2 separate regions of the Mus musculus genome follow, and region 1 is linked to region 2. The links are chromatin loops, found by intact Hi-C in ENCODE. Cell type or tissue: gastrocnemius. All regions are shown on one strand. Links, peaks and the distances in the headings refer to the core of each region. The heading gives the core; the rest is flanking DNA. Region 1 overlaps Gtf2ird2 (GTF2I repeat domain containing 2). Region 2 overlaps Gtf2i (general transcription factor II I).

What was found. A loop is a pair of places that touch in the nucleus more often than their neighbours do. Peaks named below come from ENCODE experiments on the same cell type or tissue, not always from the same donor. Only the 100,000 strongest peaks of a DNase experiment are listed, where the experiment ranks them.
Region 1: it touches region 2 in a loop (1.8-fold over the local background); 2 of 42 quality-filtered maps call a loop at or near these places.

Annotation. Positions count from the first base shown.
Region 1 is chr5:134,204,550-134,216,181 of GRCm38, reverse strand. Gtf2ird2 (GTF2I repeat domain containing 2) reads right to left here. Exons shown (of 16, transcript NM_053266.1): 10 at 9,355-9,411; 11 at 7,240-7,302; 12 at 4,907-4,984; 13 at 3,047-3,130; 14 at 2,032-2,215; 15 at 1,513-1,541; 16 at 1-46. Among named protein-coding and RNA genes, the nearest start is that of Ncf1, 19 kb to the left of the region's middle. In gastrocnemius, for the core only: no CTCF peak of the experiment used is centred there; DNase peaks (open chromatin) are centred at 1,962 and 6,054.
Region 2 is chr5:134,262,451-134,274,082 of GRCm38, reverse strand. Gtf2i (general transcription factor II I) reads left to right here. Exons shown (of 34, transcript NM_010365.4): 11 at 1,497-1,559; 12 at 7,427-7,540; 13 at 8,281-8,346; 14 at 10,315-10,498. Among named protein-coding and RNA genes, the nearest start is that of Ncf1, 39 kb to the right of the region's middle. In gastrocnemius, for the core only: no CTCF peak of the experiment used is centred there; no DNase peak of the experiment used is centred there.

The sequences.
Region 1 (11,632 bases), core at 1,471-9,470, 57 kb after region 2:
TTTTCTTGAAACACGCGGCCCTCCTGGTCTATCTTCCGTTTCCCCACTTTATAGAGACATGGAATGGTGACTTGGCAACTCCCTAACCCTTGCCCTGTTCTATTTAATTTTGAGAGCGGGTGTCCTGATACCCCAGCATGCCTCAAACTCACTAGGGAGCCAACAGTGACCTTGGCGTTTTGATCCTAACTCCACCTCATCAATGTGAGATGGTTGGCATGTGCCACCATCTCCAGCTTCTCTCTGGCCTTTAAAAAAAAAAAAAGACAGGGTATTTCTACATAGCTCCGGTTGTCCTGGAACTTACTATGTAGACGAGGGTGGTGGACCCAAACTCACAGATCCACATGTCTCGCCTCCTGAGTGCTGGGAGTAAAGGTATGGACTACCACGCCTGGCATGTTTACTGTTTTGTTGATTGTTTTTGTTTGTTTTTGAGACTGCCTTACTTTGTAGCTCAGGCTGGCCCTGAACTCCTTCCTAGTGGGCCTCTGGCCACAGTTTCCTCAGTGCCGGGATTACAGCTGTGGGCCACCTTGCCTAACTTCCAAGAGAGCTTTGAAATATTAAAAAAGGGACCAAGCAAAGGAAATACACGACTTGCCAAAGCTTTAGACCTCAAAAGTGCCAGGGTAGAGTCAGCCCCCACCTAACTCAGGTGAGTAGTGTGGTTATATGTGCACGTGTTAGTGGGGATTGAGTTTGTGTGTTTTGGCTTTTTTTGAGACAAGGCCTCACTGTGTAGACCAGGCTAGCCTACAACTCATGCAATCCCCAGGGCTGGGATTACAGACCTGCGGCAGCATACTGGGCTCGGTGTGTTGGTGTTTGAAGCCACTATACAGTTAAGTGGAATAATTCCTGACAGCATAAATATACATATATATATATGTATCTTAACAAGTTGTAGTGGGGCTGGAGATGTGATAGAGTGCTTGCATGCTATGCAAGAGGCCCCCCTGGCTTTGATACCCAACACCACATAAAACCCGGTATGGTGCCAGGAGCCTGTAACCTAGCACTTGGGAGGCAGAAGCAAGACGGTTTCTGTGACTTAGAAGGCAGCCTGGACCACATAATAAATTGTAGGCAAGTGTCTGGGACTGAAGGAGTGAGACACTGTCTTCAAAACACCAGACAGCTGGGTGCAGTGCTGTGTACCTGTGACCCAGCAAACGGGAAGCAGAGGCAGGTGGATCTCAGGGAGTTTCCAGGCTGGGCAGAGCTGCACCTTGAGACCAACAATAATAAAAACCAAGGAACAAAAGAGAAGTAAAATAAAAGGTAAATAGGGCTTTGGGTGTAGGTCAAAGGTAGAGCACTTGCCTAGGTCTCGAGAGACCTTGGGCGTCATCCCCAGGCCCTTAACAAACCAAACCAGCACATCTGAAAGGCCACCTGCTTTACTGGCAGGCTCCAGGCTGCAGGTGGGAGGGCCCTGTGCTAAGTGCCCACCATGACACTACACAAACCATTGTGTCCTGCCATGTTCCTGCTTCTCAAAATACTCACCATTACTGAGTTCAAGTCCAGGAAGTGGTCTGCAGGGAGACAGGGGAGGAACAGGGGAAGGAAGTCTGTTTTCATTCGGCCCAGCTAGCTGTGTCTCCACACTTCTGGTGGTGTCGACACAGTGCTAGCTAGGCAAACTCGGAAGTGAGGCTGAGGGGGGGAAACCCACAATGGTCAGCAAGATGGCTCGGTGGGTGAGGATGCTTGCTGCCAAACCCGAGACCCGAGTTCAATCTCTGGGGCCCACGTGGTAGAAGGAAAGAACTGACTTTCATAAGTGTCCTCACACATGTGCCATGACAAGCCCCTCATACATAAGTATAATAAAAAATAATGAGAGGAACAGGACCAGAGGCACAGCTGCAGAAGCAGAAGAGAGTGGAATGCCTTGGAGCATCCTGACTCCAAGATGAAGGGTGGCCCCTCCCCACCCGGCTGGTCTCCTGGCTGGGCTCCAGACTTGCTCACTAGGCGGCTGCCCATCTCCAGCTTGCTCTAGGGGAGCTGGGACTCACTCACCTAATGACCGTGAACTTGATGAAGTCTGCAGCATCCAGGATCCTCCTCATGGAGCTGATCTCCAGATACCCGGGGGCTTTGAACACCACCCCCGGAGGCATGCCATCAATCACCACACAGCCAGGGTTGAAGGTGATTTTCCTGTAGGGAACCTTCACGGGGAAGTCCACTCCGATCGCCTCCCCTGTGATGAGAGGTGCGGGGTAAACTGGATGCCTCTGTGCCTTAGTTTTCAAAGCTTTAGGTTTTTTGTTTGTTTGTCTGTTGTTGTTGTTGTTTTTGAGTCAGAGTCTATGGACTTGAATTCTTAAATGCTTGGCTCACACGCCAGGCTTCCTGGGCTCTGTCTTTAGTGTCAAGAGCTAGACCTGGAGGTGCACATCTGTACTTGAGTAGCCAAGAGGTAAGGTTACTGGAGTCTAAGTGTTTGACGTCAGTTGGGCCAAGACAGTGACATTGCTGTCTCCAAACCCAACAATGACTGTGCTGAACCTGGTGGCACAGGCCTAGGATCCCAGCTATTCAGGGGGCTAAAATCAGGAGAATCAAAAGTTCAAGAACTGCCTACTCCCTGGAGATTTTTGAACTACCCAAAAACAGCACAGGGCAGTAATTCCGGCACTTTTCAAGAATATCTTGATTGAATTCAAGACTGGCCTATGTCATACAGTCACAGCCTATCTCAAAAATAAATAACTAGAAAAGAAATTTCGGCAAGTGATTATAGCAGGACTAGAGTACTTTCAATGTTCAGTACTCCATTAAGGGGTGGGGTGGGTAAAGTCTATAAATGTTGGAGGTGGAGAGATGGCTCAGCAGTTAAGATCACTTGCTGCTCTTCCAAAGGACTGCGTTTGTTACTAGCACCCATGTTGGGCAGCTCACAGGTGCCTGTAACTCCAGCACTAAGGGCTCTGACGCCTTCTTCTGGTCTCCAAGGACAGTGTCTTCGTGTGTGCATGCCCTCCAACACACACTTAAGTGTAATGGATGTGTGCCAACAACAGAAACTTACCAAACTTGCGGCTGAAGAGGTCGTTTACTTGTTCTCGCAGTTGCTTAATTTTTTCGAGGCCTGAGAGCCTCTCCTTCTCATTATCTACAAATAATAGGAAGACACAAACCAGGCTCATTCATACACTTTTTTCCTCTTCAAGACAGATATTAGCAGAAATGCCTGTTTACCTGTCTTATTGGTTAGCTACCTGAGCACAGTAAGTGAGCATTTGGGAAATACACAAAACGGAAGCTGTTACAGATGATAATTTTGACAATCCCATAGAAACATACCCCATAATACTTAAAAAATGTTTTAAAAATGTATTTATTTAATATGAGTACACTGTAGCTGTCTTCAGACACTCCAGAAGAGGGCATCAGATTTCATTATAGATGGTTGTGAGCCACTGTGTAGATGCTGGGAATTGAACTCAGGACCTCTGGAAGAGCAGTCAGTGCTCTCAACTGCTGAGCCATCTCTCCAGCCCTACTTTAATTTGTGTTTTTTTTTATTTGTGTTTATGTGTGTGCCACACGCATGCAAGCGCCCATGGAGATTAGACAAAGATGTGGGGTCCCCTGGAGCTTCAGGTGGTTATGAGCGGGGGTGAGATGGGAACAGAACCTGGGTCCCTCTGCACGAACAGTAAACCCTCTCAGCCCTGACCTGTCTCCAGCCACTGCGCATGCTGTTCTTGAGGAACATGTTCAGTGCTGAGCAGGACAAGGGTGGTATCTCCATCGCTGCCTTCAATACTGTAATGCAAACCTCAGCCCATCCCACAGGACAAGAAGTGAAGAAAAACGAGGCTAGGGCTCAGAGGGGATATCTTTCAATACTTTAAAATTATTTTTTTTTTTTAATTAAAATTTTGTTTGGTTTGGTTCCTTGCTTTTTTTGTTTGGTTGGGTTTTTTTGTTTGTTTGTTTTTTGTTTTGTTTGTTTGTTTGTTTTCGAGACAGGGTTTCTCTGTGTAGCCCTGGCTGTCCTGGAACTCACTTTGTAGACCAGGCTGGCCTCGAACTCAGAAATTTGCCTGCCTCTGCCTCCCGAGTGCTGGGATTAAAGGCGTGCGCCACCACGCCTGGTGGTTTCCTGCTTTTTCAAGACAAGGTTTCTCTGTGCAGCCCTGGCTGTGCTGGAACTTGATCTGTAGACCAGGGTGAGATCTGCCTGCCTCTGCCTCCCGAGTGCTGGGGTTTAATGCATGCACCACCATATCCAGCTCTAATTAAAAACATTCTTTTAAAAGCTTGGTGTGGTGGTCCATACCTCTCAGCACTCAGGAAGCAGAAGCAGGCAGATCTCTGTATTAGAGGCCAGCCTGTCTACACAGTGAGTTCCAGGCCAGCCAGGGATACAGAGTGGGACCCTGTCTTAAAACTTAAATAAGTAATCTTTAAAGAGTGGCTCAGGGGGCCTCTGAAGAGCTGGCTCAGTAGCTAAGAGCACTTGCTGCTCTTGCAAAGGTCCTGTTTCCTTTCCAGCGCATGCATCTTACCCTTCCAATCTGAACTTGATGGGCACTAGGCACTGCATAGTGCACACACACACACACAGACAAAACTCATACCCAGGAAACAAAGTAAATCACGACAAATTAAAAATAAATACAGCTGGGTGGTGGTACATGTCTCGAATCCCAGCACTCGGGAGGCAGAGGCAGGCCAATCTCTGAGTTCAAGGCCAGCCTGGTCTGCAGAGCCAGTTTCAGGGCAGCTTCAAGGGATCTTGTGCCCTCTTCTGGGTACCACACTCACAGCACTCACATGGCAGACGCTTGGACACACATACACACCTAAATAAAGGAAAACAAACTTTACAAAAAAGAAAACTGTGATTCAAATGATGAAGACATTAAGTGGATGTCCCCACCTGCGACTGTCACCTGTATGATCCTAAGGTCTTCAACACCTGCTGCAGAGTTTACAAGGTTGGATGGACTTGCATTTCCTTGAGAGCAAACAGAAAGAGTCAGAGTGACCAGAAAATCTGCAAGTCTCTAAAATATACCCAAGTGTTACATAAGGAGAAGTGCAGCCTGGATACTGCCTCCCTATCCCCACCCCTGTGTGCGGTGTTGAAAGATGGTTGACCTTCAAGGTCAATCTGGCTGGACATGTCTGTGAGGGTGCTTCCAGAGTGTACACTGAGGAGAGAAGTCTCAACCTGATGTTGGGGCTCCACCCCATGCTCTGGGGGCCCAGACTGAACAAAAAGAAGAAAGAAAGTTGAGCACCAGCATCAATCTGTCTGCTTCCTGACTGTGGATACAATGTGATCAGCTGCCTCCAGCTCTGGCTACCGTGCAGTGTCTGCTACGCTGGGAAAGACTGTCTCCCCTCCTCTTTTAAGTTGCTGATGTTCTTAGAAAAAAATGTCTTTTCATTTATGTGTATGAGTGTGTGTCTATGTTGGGATGCAAGCATGTAAGCACACAGAGGCCAGAAGAAGCTGGAGTTAGAGGCAGTTGGGAGCCACACGAGATGGGAGCTGGCTGGGAACTAAATTTGGGTCCTCCAGAAGATCAACAACATTGTTCTCAATGGCTAAGCCATTTCTTCAGTCTCTTTGGTTTGTGTTTGTGTTTTTGTTTTTTTCAAGATATGGTTTCTCTGTGAAGTCCTGGCTGTCCTATAGGCCAGGCTGGCCTTGAGCTCAGACATCTTCCTGCCTCTGACTCCTAAGTGCTGGGGTTACAGGTGTGCGCCACCACCGCCCTGCAGTCTCATTAATTCAGTACTTTGTTGCAACATTGTGACAGCTGTTAATGTGCCAGATGGATGGCATCCTCTGACCCTGTACTCTGCGGCTGAACAGGATGATCATCAGGGAGAGGGAGGCCTGAGATTCCTTACATCCAGCTGAAGAGCTGTAGTGAACTGAAAAGCACTGCTTCTGAGGAAGTCCACGTGACTACAGAAAAAGAGACAGTGCACTGGACATCACTCAACTTGGCTCTTGACTCGCCTTCCTCGGCAAGCTGGGATAGACAGGTCAGGAGTTAATCTCTCTTCCTGTCTGCTCGGCTGATTTGGAGGGATGTTTACTTTCACTGCACGCGCTGTGCTTTTGGCTCATTGGGTGTATTTGCTCAGTTCTTAGAGGTGCCCCGTGAAGCCTGCTTTCTAACCCCCACTGCCAAAGGCTTCCTTTGACTGGGAGAACTCCGCCTCTAGCTTGCAATGAGGGTTGCTCTAGCTTGTGCTCTAGCTTGGCAATGAGAATTGGTTTGGAGAAAGCCCCAGACAAGACACTTGTGCAAGGTCCTCCGCCGTATCGTACAAGGCCTTCTGAGTGAGTGTTAGGCTAGCCCATTTCTGCTTAATAAAGTACATGGTGACATCTTCAAAAACAATTGATTGTTGCGGCCCACCCAATAAGGAGACAGCTGCCATCATTAAACCTTTTACTCTCGTTGCAAAGGTGAAACTATCAGGACCCAGGGCTCCAAGTGGCCTTGCTGGCTTTTCATAAATAGAGGATGTGGACACCATACTGTGTCCCCCACCAACCAAACCCTCAAATTAATTCTAACTGTGGCTAAAGAGAGGGCTAATTCTATTTCTATTTGAGGGCCAGTGAGGTGGCTCAGTGGGAAAAGGTACGTTTTCTGCAAAGCTGGTGGCCTGAGTTCGGTCCCCAGGACCCATCTCAAGGTGGAAGGAAGGAGAGAAGTGACTCCACAAAGATGTCCTCTGACTCCTCCATGCATCGAGACATGGTCATCTGTCTTAGTTACTTTTGTGTTGCTATGATAAGAAACCATTGCCAAGGCACCTTATAGAAGGCGGAGTTTACTAGGCTTATGGTTCCAGAGGGTTAGAGTCCATGACCCTTGTGGCAGAAGGCAAGCGGGCACAGTGCTAAAGCAGTAACTAAGAGCTCACATCGTGATCCATGAGCACAAGGCAGAGAGGGCTAACTGGAAATGGTGGGGCCTTTTGAAACCTCCAGGCTCACCTCTAGGGACACAGCTCCATCACCAAGGCCACACCTCCTAATCCTTCCCAAACAGTTCCATCAACTGGGGACCAAGCATTCACACATGGGAGCCTATGGCTCATTCTCATCCAACACATGCATGAATGTGAACATACACACACCGGTTCCAATCACCACCGTACAATAATCATTTCAGAAGTAGTGAGGGCTGCGTGGAAAGTCACCCTGACCATGTGACAATAACAAGCGTTTTGGTGACTCACCTTCCATTTTTACCTCAGTCTCGGGGTCCTCATTGGTCTCTAAAGCGACCATCCGAGTAGACTCTTAAAAAGAAAACATCTAAAATGACATTCATGATTGAGCAATCTCAGGCTCCCACAGTTTACTGCCCCCAGCTCCACCCCTACCCACATTTATCCTCATGCTGGAGTTTTGTTTTGTTTGGAGGCAAGGGCTCACTTGGTAGCCCAGGATGGCCTTGGTTTTAGAATTTTTCAGAAGGTTTATTTTATTCTATGTATAAGAGTGTTTGCTCACATCCGCAGAGATCACGAAACGATGTTAGATCTCCTAGAACTGGAGTTACAATTGTAAGCTGCTATGTGGGTGCTGGGAACTGAACTCAGGACCTCTGGAAGATCATCAGCTAGTGATCATAACCGCTGAGCCATCTCTCCAGCCCCGTTTGTACATACTAAACACACAGTGAGTTTACTTTTGTAAGAGATAATCATCAGGCACTAACTTATGATGTCAGCCTGGGGGGCGTGGCTTGGTTTGTAGAGCACCTGCTTAGCATGTACAAACACTGTATCCCAACCTTAGCGGTGCATAGAGATTAGAAGACGGAGGTCGTCCTGTCGTCTACACAAGGAAGTCTGTGGCCAGTCAGACCTTGTCTCCACAGAAGTAAACATCATAATTTCACATGGGCTTCTCCTCTAAGGGATTAGAGGAGATAGAAACTTCTACATATGACCAAGCAATCTAGATCTGTTCCCAGTCGTGGACACTGGGTCCTCTACTTGGGCAGTGGTGTTTCACGTGGTGATGGTGCTTCCTAACTTTGTAATCGACTGCTATGGGGTGGGGAGGGGCTGCTGGAGAGGTGACTCACTTGTTTTGGTTTTTCAAGACAGGGTTTCTCCGTGTAGCCTGGCTATCCTGGAATGCCTTCTATAGACCAGGTTGGTCTTGAACTCATGTCGATCTGCCTACCCATGCCTCCTGAGTGTTGGGATTAAAGGCACAGGCCACCAACTGCCTGGCTGAGAGGATTCAGTTGTTAAGAACTCTTGGGGGGGTGGGGGGTGGGGATGAGTGGACTGGAGAGATGGCTCAGCGGTTAAGAGCACTGGCTGCTCTTCCAGAGGTCCAGAGTTCAATTCCCACATAAAGGGATCTGATGCCTTCTGGCATGGAGGTGTATATGCAGATAGAGCACTCATATACATCAAATAAATAAATAAATAAATAAATAAATAAATAAATAAATAAATAAGCAAGCAAGCAAGCAAGCAAGCAAGCAAGCAGGCGCTTTTTTGTTTTTGGATAAGACCAGAGCTCATTTCCTAACACCCGTCCTGAGAGGCTCACAACTGGCAGTAATTCCAACTCCAGGGCATCTGATACTTTTCCTACCCTATGTCTGTACCCGAACTCAGGTGCACAGATATGCACACACACAATTAAAAAGTGAAATGAATTTTAAAAAATGAATTACTAGGATTAAAAAAGAGAGATGTAGGGTACGGTGGCCCCCGGTTCCAATCTCTGCTCTAAGGAAGCTGGGGCAGAGGGTTTCAACTTTGATGCCAGCCTGAACTATGTTCAAAGCCTGTCTTCTAAAAAGAGAGGGCTGGGTGTGATTGTGTAGCCTTTAATCCCAGCACTTGGGAGGAAGAGGCAGGCAGACCTGTGGAGTTTGATGGCAGCCTGGTCTAAAGAGTGAGTTCCAGGCTGGCAAGGGCTACAGAGTGAGATCCTGTCTTAAAAAAAACAAAACAAACCAATAAAACAACCAAACAAATAAACAACAACAAAAATAAATAAACAAAAGGGAAGAAAGGCCAGATGTATAGTGCCACACCCTCCTCCCTCATGTGGAGGCAGAGAGGAGGCTGCGAGTTTGAGGTCAGCAGCTACACGGTGAGCTCCAACCTGGGCTACCTACATCCTCTCTGCCAGCAAACAAAAAGACCTACCGTGGTAAGGCCACAGTGGGCAGCATCGGTGTGGGGTTCCCACTCACTGCACTTACAGATCGGAAACGCAAACCACACAGCCCCTAATGCTGCTTCCTAAGACAGACATGCCAGGAGGCCACCTTCTTTATTCCCCCGTGTTAAGGGGGAGGAGACACTTCGTTTTCTAACCTTCAGATGGTAGCTCCATTCCAGTGACGTCACTGCTGGCGGAAAAATGCTGGCTTCCTGAAAGGAGAATAAGCAGTCTACAGCCCAGCACCAAAACACAACATACAGAAGTCACTGGGGCTGGCGAGATGGCTCTGCAGGTAAAGGTGATTGCAGCCAAGCTTGAGGACCTGAGTTTGACTCCCAGGACCCATATTATGGAAGGAGGGAACTGAGTACTGCACATGTGTACCATGGCATTCCCCCCTTCCCCACCAATGCATAAATTAGAAACATGATAAAACATTTAGAATAAAGCAAAGAGGCCACGGAATGCAATGGAAGCATTTTAAGGACTGGGATGTGGCTCAGTAGGTAGAGCGCTTAGCTAGGGCGCAGAAGTTCCGGGATCCACATCCCCAGCACTCGGGAGGTGGAGGCAGGAGGAGCAAGAGTTCAAGACCATCTTCTAGGACACAGTTAAGTTTGGGGCCAGCCTGGGCTACATAGACCCTGTCTAAAATAAAATAAATAAAATAAAAGAGTTACAGAAGCCTGAGTGACCCCAAATCAGTCGCACCACTACAAAGTCCTTTTTGTTTCCTATCTCTAAAAAACTGTTTTAAGCAGGGCTGTGGTGGGGCACGCCTTTAATCCCAGTATTCAGGAGGCAGATGCAGGCAGATCTCGGTAAGGACAAGGTCAGCCTGGTCTACAGAGTGAGTTCTAGGGCAGCCAGGGCTACTCAGAGTAACCCTGTCTCAAAAAAAAAAAAAATTCATGTATCTATTATGTGCATGCACACGTGTGGCGGTGCATGCCATAATGCATATATGGAGGTCAGAGGTCGAGTTGTAGACGTTGGTTCTTTCCTAAGAATATGCGGGTGCTGGGGATGTCTAGGGACAGGTATTCTACCCACTGATCCTCCTGGAAGTGGTCTATTGTTGTTGTTGTTATGGAAAAAAACATATCTTGGAATTAATCTACAAATCGAAAGCATTTTAGGCAGGGGAGAGGAAAGAGCACAAGGCTTACTGGCAGGTCTCCTCCATGATGCCATGCTTCACTGTTCCGCAGTGCCAGGACAGCGGGTGATGTGCTCAGCCACCCACAACAGTGTTAGCTACCGGGAATCAGATCCGTTTCACAAGGAAGGCAGTGGATCCTGTTACAGTCATCCTATTGCTGTGGCCATAGCAATCAGCTAGATTTATTTATTTATTTATTTTAATGTATGTACTGGCTAGTTTTATATCAACCTGATGAAAGCAAGAGTCATCAAAGAGGAAACAGTCCTCAGTTTAAGAAATGCCTCCATGAGATCCAACTGTAAGGCATTTTTCTCAATTAGTGATCAATAAGCGAGGGCCCAGCCCATGGTGGGTAGTGCCATCTGTGGCCTGGTGGCCCTGCGTTCTATAAGAAAGCTGGCTGGGCAAAGCATGAGGAGCAAGCCAGGAAGCAGCACCCTCCATGGCCTCTGCATGAGCTCCTGCCTCTAGGCTCCTGCCCTACTTGAGTTCCTGTCCTGATTTCCTTCAGCGATGAACAGCAATGTAGAAATGAAAGCCAAATGAACCCTTTCCTCCCCAACTTGCTTTCTGGTCGTGGTGTTTTGACACAGCAATAGAAACCCTAAGACAATGTATATGGGAGTTTTGTCTGCAGGTGTAGCTACACACTAGAAGAGGGACTCAGATCCCACAGGGATGCAGTTATAGATGGTTGTGAGATGCTATGTCAGTGCTGGGAATCGAACCCAGGACCTTTGGAAGAGTAGACAGTGCTCTTAACCACTGACCCATCTTTCCAGCCCTGGAAGTCTTTTCGATGAGGTTTGGTGCATCTTTAATCAGCCGACTTTGGTCCTTTACAGACTGCTGACTTGCCTCAATAAGCTGCATTACCTGATAGATCCATGACTGTATGCAGGATGTCGCTTTGAGAAGCTTTTCTTAATTAAAAAAAAAAAATCATCATTTTTATTTCATGTGCAGTTGGTGTTTTACCTACGTGTATGTCTGTGTGAGGATGTTGGAGCCCCTGAAACTGGAGTTACAACTAATTGTAAGCCCTCATGTGTATGCTATGAATTGGACTCAGGTCTCAGGAAGAGCATCTAATCTGCTTAACCACTGAGCCATCTCTTCAGCTTGGGTTTCTTGAGAGCTTGTTTGGAGGTTCAGGCAGGGGAGCACAGCTACTCGTATACCCTTGACCAAAGACCGGTCCTCCTCTATTCGGGGGAGGTCGTCCGGGAGGGACGCACATGGAGTGGTGAGGGAGGAAGGGAACA
Region 2 (11,632 bases), core at 2,085-10,084:
CCCTCCTCATCACCGGGCCCTCAGCTGAGGGGCCTGACTGCACAGCACGTGGGAGCCCTCACTGCCCTCACTGCTGCGGCTGGAGTAGCTCACAGAGGGCCTGTAGTCCTCCAAGGAGGTAGCTGCGAGGCGGCTGGCTCTTGCTTCAGACTCTGTATTCCTCTCCTTAGCTGCTGTTTATAGGGCACGTGGGGGTGGGGGTTTATCCTGCAACTTTGCATTTCTTCTATCTGTTGTTTGATTTTATTTAAGAAATGAGGAATTCGACCTTTTGCCTTCTTCTAGTGGGGCAGGGGTGATCCTAACAAAGTCACGGGCTGATCTTTGCACACTCAGTTGCAGAAGTAGCTAGGCTTTCTAGTAGGAATCCGTTTCTCTCAGAAGTGTAGATGGTCTGGCCGGGTGTAGTAGCGCACACCTGTTGTCCCAGCACTTGGGAGGCTCGGGCAGGAGGATCACTCATGAGTTTGAGGCCAGCCTGGGCTACATGGTGAGTGCCAGGCCAGCCCAGGCTACATAGTGAGACCCTGTCTCAGAACAATAAAGCATAAAGAGAAATACTTGAGATACTCTTCGTATGTGACTGACTTTTGTGGTGAGCTCACGGGAGGTCTAGGAAGGTGACGGGGCTATCCTCTGGGGTAGGTCTTAGGTGGGCGGACTGCTGTCAGCAGGCCTCGGCATAGGACCTGCATGGTTCATCCAGCACCCAGACTGCTTCACAGTTTCACGAGTCTGTCAACACGTACTAGGTCTCGGGAGACTTGTTTCTGACAAAATTCTTGCTGTTGTGTTCCAGTGTTAACAGCTGAGCGCCCTTGGGTTCTCTCTGCTCTCTATTCCTGTACTGACAGCAGTGGCCGCCGCCGCTGTCTTTGGTTCATCTCTCAGCCTTTGCAGAATAAAAGAGCTAATGAGCTAACAAGAGTGCCCGCCCAGCACTAACCTCTCTTTCTGTGGCTGTGCGTTTTTGTGTAATAACATGAGCCTCAGTGGAAGGACCCTGCAGATTGACCGAGTCAGCAGCAGCCGTGCATGCCGTCCGTCACTGGTCTCCCTTGTTGCAAAGGTCCCCTCTGCAAAATGTTATGGTGGCTTCATTTAACTGTGTAAACCACTGCTAGGACGCCTGGAAGGCGAGAGGCCAGGGTCCAAACTAGAAAGCAGGTCTCATGCTCTAACTGGCATCCTCCAGTCAGAGCAAGGAAACAGTTATGACTTTGTTGTGGCTGCATTCCCCGCAAGAGCCTGGGGCTCTTGAGGCCACCGACGCAGGTAATGTGGTGATTATCTTAACAGTTTCCAGGGTTCTCTACATTTGTTTTCTTTCATCCCCAGTTATAATCAAGGGTCAAATATTCTTAAAGAACATGAAATGAATTCAGACGCCAGCTGCATTTTATTGTAGGCTGCTTTTGGAGTCCCAGACAGTAAGTGTTGGCGCACACGGATATGCTGAATAATGAATGTCATTTTAGAATTTTATTTTTTTCAAGATTCTACTCAACATGTCCCTTCAGAAACCAGTGAGGACCCCGAAGTTGAGGTGACCATTGAAGGTTAGTCACTTAAGCCTTGACGCCAAGAGTTCCCTTCTGGTCATGAGCATATATGTCATAGTCACATTGAGTATGCGTCTCATCCATTCTGAAGGAAGCTGGGGACAGAGCAGCCCACGCCCCAGCAGGGCTCCCCGGTTGCTCTGGGCGTCCTGGGTGACAGCTATGCAGAAGTAATTGAGGGGAAAAAAATCCAAATTTAGATCCACAGGTCCACACACAGAGGCAGATTCCAGGATCTTTTGGGTTATGGTACAAGAACTAAAGCTGGAGCCCCCTGAATTTCAGTCTGAAAAGGGGAGGACAAGGCTGCCCAGGACAGTCTCAATCTCTTAGGCTCCAGCCATCCTCCTGCCTCGGTTGCCCAAGTAACTGAGACTATAGGCATATGCCATCATACTTGGTCAGTAACCACTCCCCCCCGACTCTCAGTACACTATTTACACTATTTGTTTTTTGAAAATGTTTGGAAATAATGGTTACAAATATTTAAAATTTTAAAATAATCACCGTTAGCTAAGTTTTCTTACCCCTAGTTGATTTTTTTCCTTTTGTTTTGTTTTGAGACAGGGTCTCACTCTGCATCCCTGCCTGGCCTGGAACTTATTGTGTAGACCAGGCTGGCCTAGAGCTCACAGAGATCCTCTTCCCTCTGCCTCCAGAGTGCTGAGGTTAAAGGCCTTTAATATTTTTAACTGTTTTTCAGGGTAGTGTCTCACTCTGAGGCCAGGCTGACCCTGAACTCTAAGACGTGCCTGCCTCTGTTGTCAAGGGCTGGATTAAAGGTGCGCCTGTCATTCAAGTCCTTCCCTTTAATCCCAGGGTCGCCCTGCAGCCACTCTGCCCTTCATCTGACAGCGGTGGCAGTCCATCGCTGAAGGATGATTTACAGACACGCGTGTTTGTGTGGGTGCTGCCAAGTACAGGTGCATTAGCATAGCAGACCTTTGTCCCAAAGCCCGTGCCGCTGCCCCAGCCCCAGCCCCACACAGCCGGGGGGAGGGCTTCTTCCCAGGCCGCAGCATAACTTCCCTTGGATTGGGAGCTTGGGTGTGCTCTGTCTCCCTCTCTCTGTCTCTCTGTCCCTGTCCCTTGTGTGTCTGTAGTACTGAAGATGTGAGCTGCTTGATGCCTCTGACCTGACAGAAGAAATCTCCTCATGTTCCATGTGCTGCTGTCAGCCAATGAATCCATAGATTTGTCTTTCTCTGTAACGTGATTTTATTAACCTGAAAGCTCTTTTGAATTTTTCCTGGTCCGTTGAAGAATTGACATTTTGTCACCTTTAGTTAAGAACCTATTAAGGGCTGGCAAGGTGGCTCAGCTGGTCAAGGCACTTGTCACCAAGCCTGATGACCTGAGTTCAGTCCCCAGGACCCCCATAGCAGAGGAGACCCAGCTCCTGCTCCCCACATCCCACTGGCGAGAAGCTCCCGGCCCTCTCCAAACACGGGCAGTAAATGAATGAATGAGTGAAGTACACATTTTAAAATGGAAAAGCCCTGATGAACTGGTAAAAACCTCTGAGTCTGTGAACCAGCCTTGTTCTTTAGGCAGAAGTGAGAAGAGTGGGTGCTTTTTTGAATTGTAGAAATAAAACCTTGGATAAGATACAGAGCCAAGTTAGGTTTTCAGTTTTTGGATTTGGAGTTTGTTTGTTTTTTTCCTAGTATTTTGAGACATGGTTTCTCTGTGTAACCCTGGTTGTCCTGGAATTTGCTGGCCTGTGTCTGCCTTCTGAGTGCTGGGATTAAAGGTCTGCATTGCCACCATCTGGCGCTTCCTTTTTTTTTTTTTTTTTTTTTTGAGACAAGTTCTCTTTCTGTAGCTCTGGATGTTCTGAAATTCGATGTGTAGACCAGGCTGGCTCAGACTCACACAGATCCACTCACTGGCTCTGCCCCCTGGTTTCTGGGATTAAAGGTGTGTGCCACCACACCTGGCGCCACGTTGGTACAGTGGCTAGATTAAGATTGTTTGCAAAGTAAATCCTGCTCTTTTAGTACTGAAACCACAGAAACAAACCGAAGGGGATGGAAAAAGGTCCCTGCAGTCATGGATGAAACCCTTTTAAGAGGAAAGGCTGGGGCTGCAGAGGTGACTGGGCAGTCGGTGCTGACAGCCTTCTGTAACTTCTCTTCCAGGGAGCCAGTGTCTTCCTCTGGACTGCAGGGACACCAGGCTTGCATGTGGTGCACATACAATCGTGAAACCAACATGCATATAGAATAAATACATCTTTTTAAACAGTAAAGGAAAAGCATGGCTAGAGAAGATGCTTGGTTGGGTAGGGTGTGCTTCCGCTGTGTAGGAAGGGCTCAGAACTACGAGTGCCCCTGCTGCCGGGAAACGGGTTTCCCCTCGTTATCTTTCTACTTTTCCAATATAGTTTAGAAAAAAGAAGAAATAAGGGGGAAAAAAACAACCCAGCCTTGTTTGGATTTTACAGTGTGGTCTCTGGGCTCTTGTTTGTGGCAATCCTGTGACTAGAGGCAGCCCTTAGCAGCTCACAGCTGACGTCAACAACCCAGCTCTGGGAAGCTTTGTAGCTATCAGACTGTGCAGGCCTCAGTTTCATAAACATTGAGGTTATGTTTGGGGTTAGGATGGAAGGCCACTTCCTTTGCCATGTGCAGTGAAGGTGTAGGACATTTGTCCCACATACCCTAAGCCCCAGCATTGCTGTGACTAGGGGCTACGCTCGCAGGCTGGATCACTCCCTCCCTGGATTGTTTGACGGATCTCGAGCTTGGTCTGTTTTTATCTTGTTTTGTGAGGTCTCTTTAGGTAATAAAGAGATGCCTTTGAAAAACTGTTTCCTTATAACACAGTTGCCTTTAACCGCCCTGGCCCCAAACCATTTGAGCACATTGAGTCATTTGCATACGTTCATATGTGCCCCGCCTCTGATCTTGACTTTGGGCTTTATTTTACTTTTCTTGAAGTTGCTTTCGAATGAATTTGTTTTCTGATTCATGTTGTGTTTTTCATGGGTGAACTCCCTTGGAATTTTTTTCTGTTTTTTTTTTTCTTTAAAGCCACATAAATTTTTCTGCATGCTTGTGGTCCATCTGGTCTCTTGTTCACTGCGCACCGACACACATTACTGCAGAACTGTGTGTGCCACCCACTGGAATGGGGTCACGTTAGTCCTTACTATTAGCCCTGCTAAACCACCACTTGGTTGCATGCAGGTGAGAGCTAGGTGGGTTACACAGCGTTCTTCAGCTCTGCGGTGTCATTAGGAAGCTTAGGGTTGACAGTCGGGAGGGAGTCATGGTCCAGGGGTGGCTTTTTTTTTTTAAATTAATGCTGAGGGTATTGGCTGCTTCAGATGACTGAAGCCTGCAGCACTCCACCAACATAGGAGCCTTATGTGCGCCTGGTGAGGCTCCTGCCGGCTGGCTAGATTGCTTTGCCTGGAGCAACAACAGCTCATACCCATTACCTTGATGCTACAGGGCCGCTGTGAAGCAGACTGGAGAGCAGGTGGTGCAGGAAGGAGGCCCAGCCTGGTGCAGGGAGGGTGGAAGCCATTGAGGCAGCTGTTGAGTTTGTTGGTACTTGACTGGCCAGCATTTGTAGTGCTTTAAACAGCTCACGCATAGCCAGAGAGGACCCAGTGCAAAGTGACAGGTTACAGGATTGGCTCTAAAGGGAAGGGACAGGGATTCGACACCGCCCAGCAGCCTGACAGGAACTTTGTGAACAGTTGCCTTACCGCTGAGCCACGCCTTCAGCCCCATGTTGTATTTGTTGCTGTACCTTCATGTCTCACAGGAGAGTGCAACCAGACTATGTTTTAAACCATTTTGCAGTTTTTGTTAGCATTAATGGTATTAAATACTGTTAGACTTTTTAATGTTCATGTCTGATTGATTATCTTCATAAACTATCAGCATATTTTGTGCCCGTACCCTACCCAACCCCCCACAGGGTTTCTCTGTAGCTTTGGCTGTCCTGGAACTCACAGAGATCCTCCTGCCTCTGCCTCCCAAGGGCTGAGATTAAAGGTGTGAGCTACTATACCCAGCCTAAGAAGTGACACCTTGACACAAAAAAATCTACCTGCCTGTTTTCCCTCAGCCTGGGTTTGAACAGACCATCTTTTTGTTTTGTTTTGTTTTGTTTTTGTTTTTCGAGACAGGGTTTTCTCTGTATAGCCCTGGCTGTCCTAGAACTCACTCTGTAGACCAGGCTGGCCTCGAACTCAGAAATCTGCCTGCCTCTGCCTCCCCAGTGCTGGGATTAAAGGCGTGCACCACCATGCCCGTCTTGTTTTGTTTTGTTTTGTTTTGCAGACCATCTTTTGAGGGGCTTAGGAGAAAGAGTTAACCCAGAGTCAACTGGAGTCGGAGCCACTGCCCAGCCTCCCTCTGTTTCCTTTTTCTTTTTTAAAAAATGAGACAGTGTCTAATGTGGCCCAGGCTGGCCTTGAACTTTCCATCTGTGTCTAATGTGGCCCAGGCTGGCCTTGAACTTTCCATCTGTGTCTGTGCTGGGATCACAGGTGTGTGCCCCGACACCTAGTTTTCTTCTCTGTGGAAGCCCAGAGTGGCCTCAAGCGTGACATCTGTCTCTCAGATGCTGGCTGCGATTACCGGCTTGGGCCACCACACCTGGCTTCAGTTTGTTTGACTTTTTTTAAAAAGTTGGTTTGAGAGTAAAAATTACACCTTAAAATAATTAGCTTAATATTTTGTTGTATTTGAATGGTCATTTCTGATAGCCATTGTCCCTAAATAGTAATTTCTATTCTGTACTATTGATTTTTCTTATATTGGGTCACAAGGCCCAAGATGGCTTTGAACTTGGTATGCAGCTGAGGAAGACCTTGAGTTTTCCATCTTCCTACTTACACCTTTTTTTCTTTTTCCTTTCTAAGACAAAGTCTCATTGTATAGACCTGACTGGCCTAGAACTGACCCATCTCTGCCTTCCGAGTGCTAGGATTAAGGTGTACACCACTACACCCGACAGTTTACACTCTGTCTTTAAAGATTCTGTGTGCTCCATTTGCAGATGTTAGAGCTGACAACTTAGGGGTGGGTCCTGACCTCGGGATGCTGGCGGCTGTGGTTCCCTGGGCCAGGCATCCCCCGCTCCAGTGTGGGGTGCATTGAGAGAGTGAACATGAACTTCACACGGGACTGCCCTGTGTGTACCTGGGCTTGAATCCTGAAGGGTATTTGTACACGGTCCTATGTTGAGCGAGTCAACATCTCTGTTCCCTTCTTTGTGGAAACGTTGTGCTATTGAAAAGGTTTACAGAGCCAGCTTGGTGGTGCATGCGGCAGTCCTGGCACTTAGGAAGCTGAGGCAGGAGGATCCTAAATCCAAAGCCACCTTATCTCAAGTCACCGCAACAACAAAAGGCTGGGGCTTTAGTGGGAGAGCACAAGGCCCCGGAGTCAGGCCCCAGAAGAAGCAAATAGTAAACTAAAAGGAAAAAAAATCCTAAACTAACAGAAAAAAACTGCAGGTTTGGCTTAGGCCACCCCTGCCCCTGCCCCTCTCCAACCCCCTTGTTCGCGGCCATCAGAGTGGTTTGTGAGTTTATTCTTTGACTAGGCCTTCATTCTTTTTCTATAACACGCTTGTACTGTTATAGTGAAGTAGCTGCCTCCGGTAAAACCTTTTTCCTCCAAACCCTTGAAGTTGAGCATAACTCTAGCCATGAAAATTCTTAGGGGAGAAACTGGTCAGAGGGGATGAGCAGCTGCCCTGGCCGGTGCAGCGGGCAGTGGTGTAGCGTGGAGCTGCAGCGAGGGAGCATAGGAAGTCCTCGTGAGTGGCTAGAGTTGCCCTCAAACCACGCTGACACCCAGCAGCTGGTTCCCCCGGTAACAAAGGTTTTCTTTTTCAAGATGATGACTATTCTCCACCCACCAAGAGGCTAAAGAGCACGGAGCCGCCCCCGCCCCCGCCCGTCCCGGAGCCCGCCAACGCTGGCAAGCGCAAAGTGAGGGAGTTCAACTTTGGTAAGTGTCTTCAGCGGAGGGCAGTGACATCAGAGGCAGTGACGTCAGAGGCAGTGGGTGGGTCTGTAGGAAGTCTGTTAGCCATGGGGAGGAGACTGCATTTGGTGCCCCCCTCCCCTTCAAAGCAGTAAAACCTTCATTTTACAAGGAAGTGCCTTGGTTTTCAGTATTACTCTGTTGCCCATGTATTCTAAGGGACCGAGTAAATACAGGGGTGTTAGATTTGTATCCATAGTTTGAAATTGTCTTTGTTTTGTTCCAGTTGAGAGAGATGTAGACCAGTGCTCTGCTAGTTGGAGTTTGTGTGTATGTGAGTTTAATTTTTTTAGCATCCTGTGGAAGTTGCAGCCACCTCCCAATAAAGCCTTGCCTTTCTGCAGCTAACAGGCTTCAGAGGGTGTCCCAGAGGGCCTGTGTAGGCCTCCCTCTCTCTCTTTTTTTTTTTTTTTTTTTTTTTTTTTTTGCTGCTGTTTTGTAGTGCCTAATTGGACCAGTCTTATCTGATTGCCTATCTTCAGAAGTTTAAAAGCTCCAAAGAGGCGGGCTGGGTACTGTTCTAAAAACAAGTTTCAAATGTCCTTCAGTCTCCAGCTGTTCCCAAGAAACACAGAAAAAGGAAAGACCCTTGGGGAGGCAGGAAAAAACCCCGACTGAGGTGGGCTGATAGATAGGTTGTCTGCTCTAGAGAGTAGAGTGCCAAGCTGCCCTATTTACTGAAAATGGTTCCCTCTCATTTTCAGAGAAATGGAACGCACGCATCACTGACCTACGGAAACAAGTTGAAGAGTTGTTCGAAAGAAAATATGGTATGTCTGCATCCAGATCAGGTCACTGCTCAGACCAGGCAGGCCGGTCTGCCAGGGAGCTAAGCCTTCCTCACATCCGTCCCTTATACATGTAGGGCGTCTTAGAAGCAGTTTCCGGGGCTGGCGAGATGGCTCAGTGGGTAAGAGCACTGACTGCTCTTCCGAAGGTCCTGAGTTCAAATCCCAGCAACCACATGGTGGCTCACAACCATCCATAACAAGATCTGACTCCCTCTTCTGGAGTGTCTAAAGACAGCTACAGTGTACTTACATATAATAAATAAATAAATTTTAAAAAAAAAAGCACTTTCTGGATTACCAGTAAGTGGAAGCAACACACATACACACACACAAACACACGCCACTTCGTGCTTTTGAGGCAGAGTCTCACTTCGTAGTTCTGATTGCCAGAACTCACAGAGTTGCACCTCCGCTGCCTCCAGAGGGTGTGGCTTAAGGTGTGTGCCATCATGGCTAGCTCGGATGCATACTCACAGATCTACACTCTGTTGATCTTGGCTCTTGGAGACTTTTCTAAAAACCATTTATTTTCTATTAGATGTATGAGTGTTCAGGGTGCATCCACGTAGGTTCTGTGCGCCTTGTGTGGAGGTGGCTGTAAACTGCAGTGCATCCTGGGACTGAAGCTCTGCAGGAGCAACAGTGTTTGACCATTGTGTCATGCCTTCAGCCCCCCTGGTCCCTTAACTGTGGCTGAGCTCTTCATAGAGTTAAAATGTAATAAACTTGCTAAATGTTTCATATTTTCCTCCCACCTTGTGTTCAGGCCTTAGCTTATGCTTTTTTTTTTTTTTTTAAGATTTATTTATTATATGTGAGTGCACTGTAGCTGACTTCAGACACACCAGAAGAAGGCATCGGATCTCATTACAGATGGCTGTGAGCCACCATGTGGTTGCTGGGATTTGAACTCAGGACCTCCGGAAGAGCAGTCAGTTATCTTAACCGCTGAGCCATCTCTCCAGTCCTAGCTTATGCTTTTAATTCACTCATTTCAAAGCAGGGAAAGCAGGTGGTTCATGTAGAAGTAGCGAGGTACAGCAGTCAGGTCATAGCTAGGCCAGGGTTCCATGTCTGTCTTCGTGCTCCCCGCCTCCTGCTCTGAGTGGGCCTGTCCTGAGGTCCCTGCAGATGCCACCTGGTGCGGTGGCCATGCTTGTTCTCAGTGCTTTCATGTTGTAATTAGCCGGGTTCTGAGCTAGAGTTGTCCAGTGTGACAGGAGCAGTGTGAGGTGAAAGGTTCCGGAGACTGCCATTTATTGGATTGTTTGGTTTGCTTGAGGCAGTCTCACCATAGAGACCAGGGAACTCACAGAGCTCCTCCTGTCTCTGCCTCCCGAGTGATGGAATCACCACCATAGCCACCAACCAAGAATCTTTTGTGTATAAGGAAGTAATTGTGAGTCAACTGCTGTGAAAATGTCCTAACAGTCATGTTTTATACACTGAAAGCAACCTCCGTGGTAATTGGCCCGCAGGAGGAATTCTAACTGTGTTATGTAGACTTGGTATTTGTGTTAGGGGGTCAGCAAAGTTTCCGCTCTGTCCCTGTCCACTGCTAACATGTATGGCGTGGGAAGCACTGATGCAGAGCACCAGCCGACAGTGGTGCTGGTGGGACAGGGACACGCTGTATTTGGGGACCGTGCGCACAGCCCTGAGGACATGGTCCATGACTGCTGCGTTCTTTTTACCCTTGGGTAAAGAATTGTCTGTTATCATGAATGGTGCAGATCAAGAATGTTTCCCATCTCGTTATATGAAAGAAATCCTTTTAGGAGTTCAGTCATAGATAACAAACGCTTATGCTGTAAAGCCTCGGTGGTCCTGAGTTTGTCGTACACATGCTGCCCACTGTGGTTCACTTCTGTAGACAAAGCAGCGTTGCCTGTCGCCTGTCATTCTGTTGTCTTGTAACGACTGCGCGTTTCTCTTTTCATCCTAAAGCTCAAGCCATCAAAGCCAAAGGCCCGGTGACGATCCCGTACCCTCTTTTCCAGTCCCATGTTGAAGATCTTTACGTAGAAGGGCTTCCTGAAGGGATTCCTTTTAGAAGGCCGTCGACGTACGGCATTCCTCGCCTTGAGAGGATATTGCTGGCGAAGGAAAGGATCCGCTTCGTGATTAAGAAGTAAGCCAGGCACTTGCATGGGGCTCTTGGCTGTTTGGGTTGGCTCGGTTTTTTTTGTTTGTTTTGTTTATTAATGCTGTCAAGTACTAATCACAGACTGTATGTAAAAGCGTGCGAGATTGCATATCTCTTTATCTTCAAACTTCCCTGTGTTTGTATGTGTGCATTTGTGACACATAGCTACATGTGTGTGTGCTGGTATGTTTGTAGGCTTCAAGGTTAATATCACTCTTCTACTGCACTCTTTAGAGATGGGTCTCTCAGAGGTCTAGCCGGTATCACTACAGCAGGTGTCTCTGCCATCTGAGACTTGACTTACAGGTGGGCCGCTGCGTACCTGACAGTGGTTGACGGCAGAGGATCTGAGCCCTGATCCTCCTGCTTACAGAGAAAGCTCTGCTGAGCCATTCCTGCGACAGCCGGTTCTTCCACCTTAGAGTGTGTGCGTGAGTGTGTGCAGGGCTGAGAGCCTGCCCACCTGATGTCACACCAAGAAAGGTAGCCACAGCGTCTGTGTGCTGCTCGGGTCCCCACCCTTCTGGCAAACCTCTATTTCTAAAGTATTCACATTTCAGTTCATAACGGTAGCAAGTTTACAGTTATGAAGTAGCAGCAATAATAATGTTAAGGTTGGGAGTCACCACAACACGAGGAACTGTATTAAGGGGTTGTAGCATTAGGAAGGTTGAGTACCACTGCTCTACATCTGGAAAATTGAAAGCACGTGAGCATAAGATTGGAAGTTAATATAAGCTAAGCTTGGAGGGAAGAATGGACAGGAGAGCGAGGCTGGCGGTACCACCCTCCACGCTGAAGCAAGGATGGCGTCCTTCGCTCTTCCCTAAGCCAGTGCGCTTGTCGGAGGTCTGAAAGAGTGTCCCAGGACACGGAAAGCATTGCCATGTTTTTGTAGCATGACCTTTAGTCTCATCATTCAAGAGGCAGAGACAAGAGGAGCTTTACGAGTGTGAGGCCAGCCTGGTTTACATGAAGGGAGTAAAATACTAGCTTTGTTCCATTGTAATAAGACTGAAGAACGTAATGAAGCCTTTGCTTTAGAAAGTCCTAGGCTGTGTGCGTGTGTGTGCACGCACGCGTGTGCGTGAAGCTTGACTGCTTTGCCTGCCCAGAGGT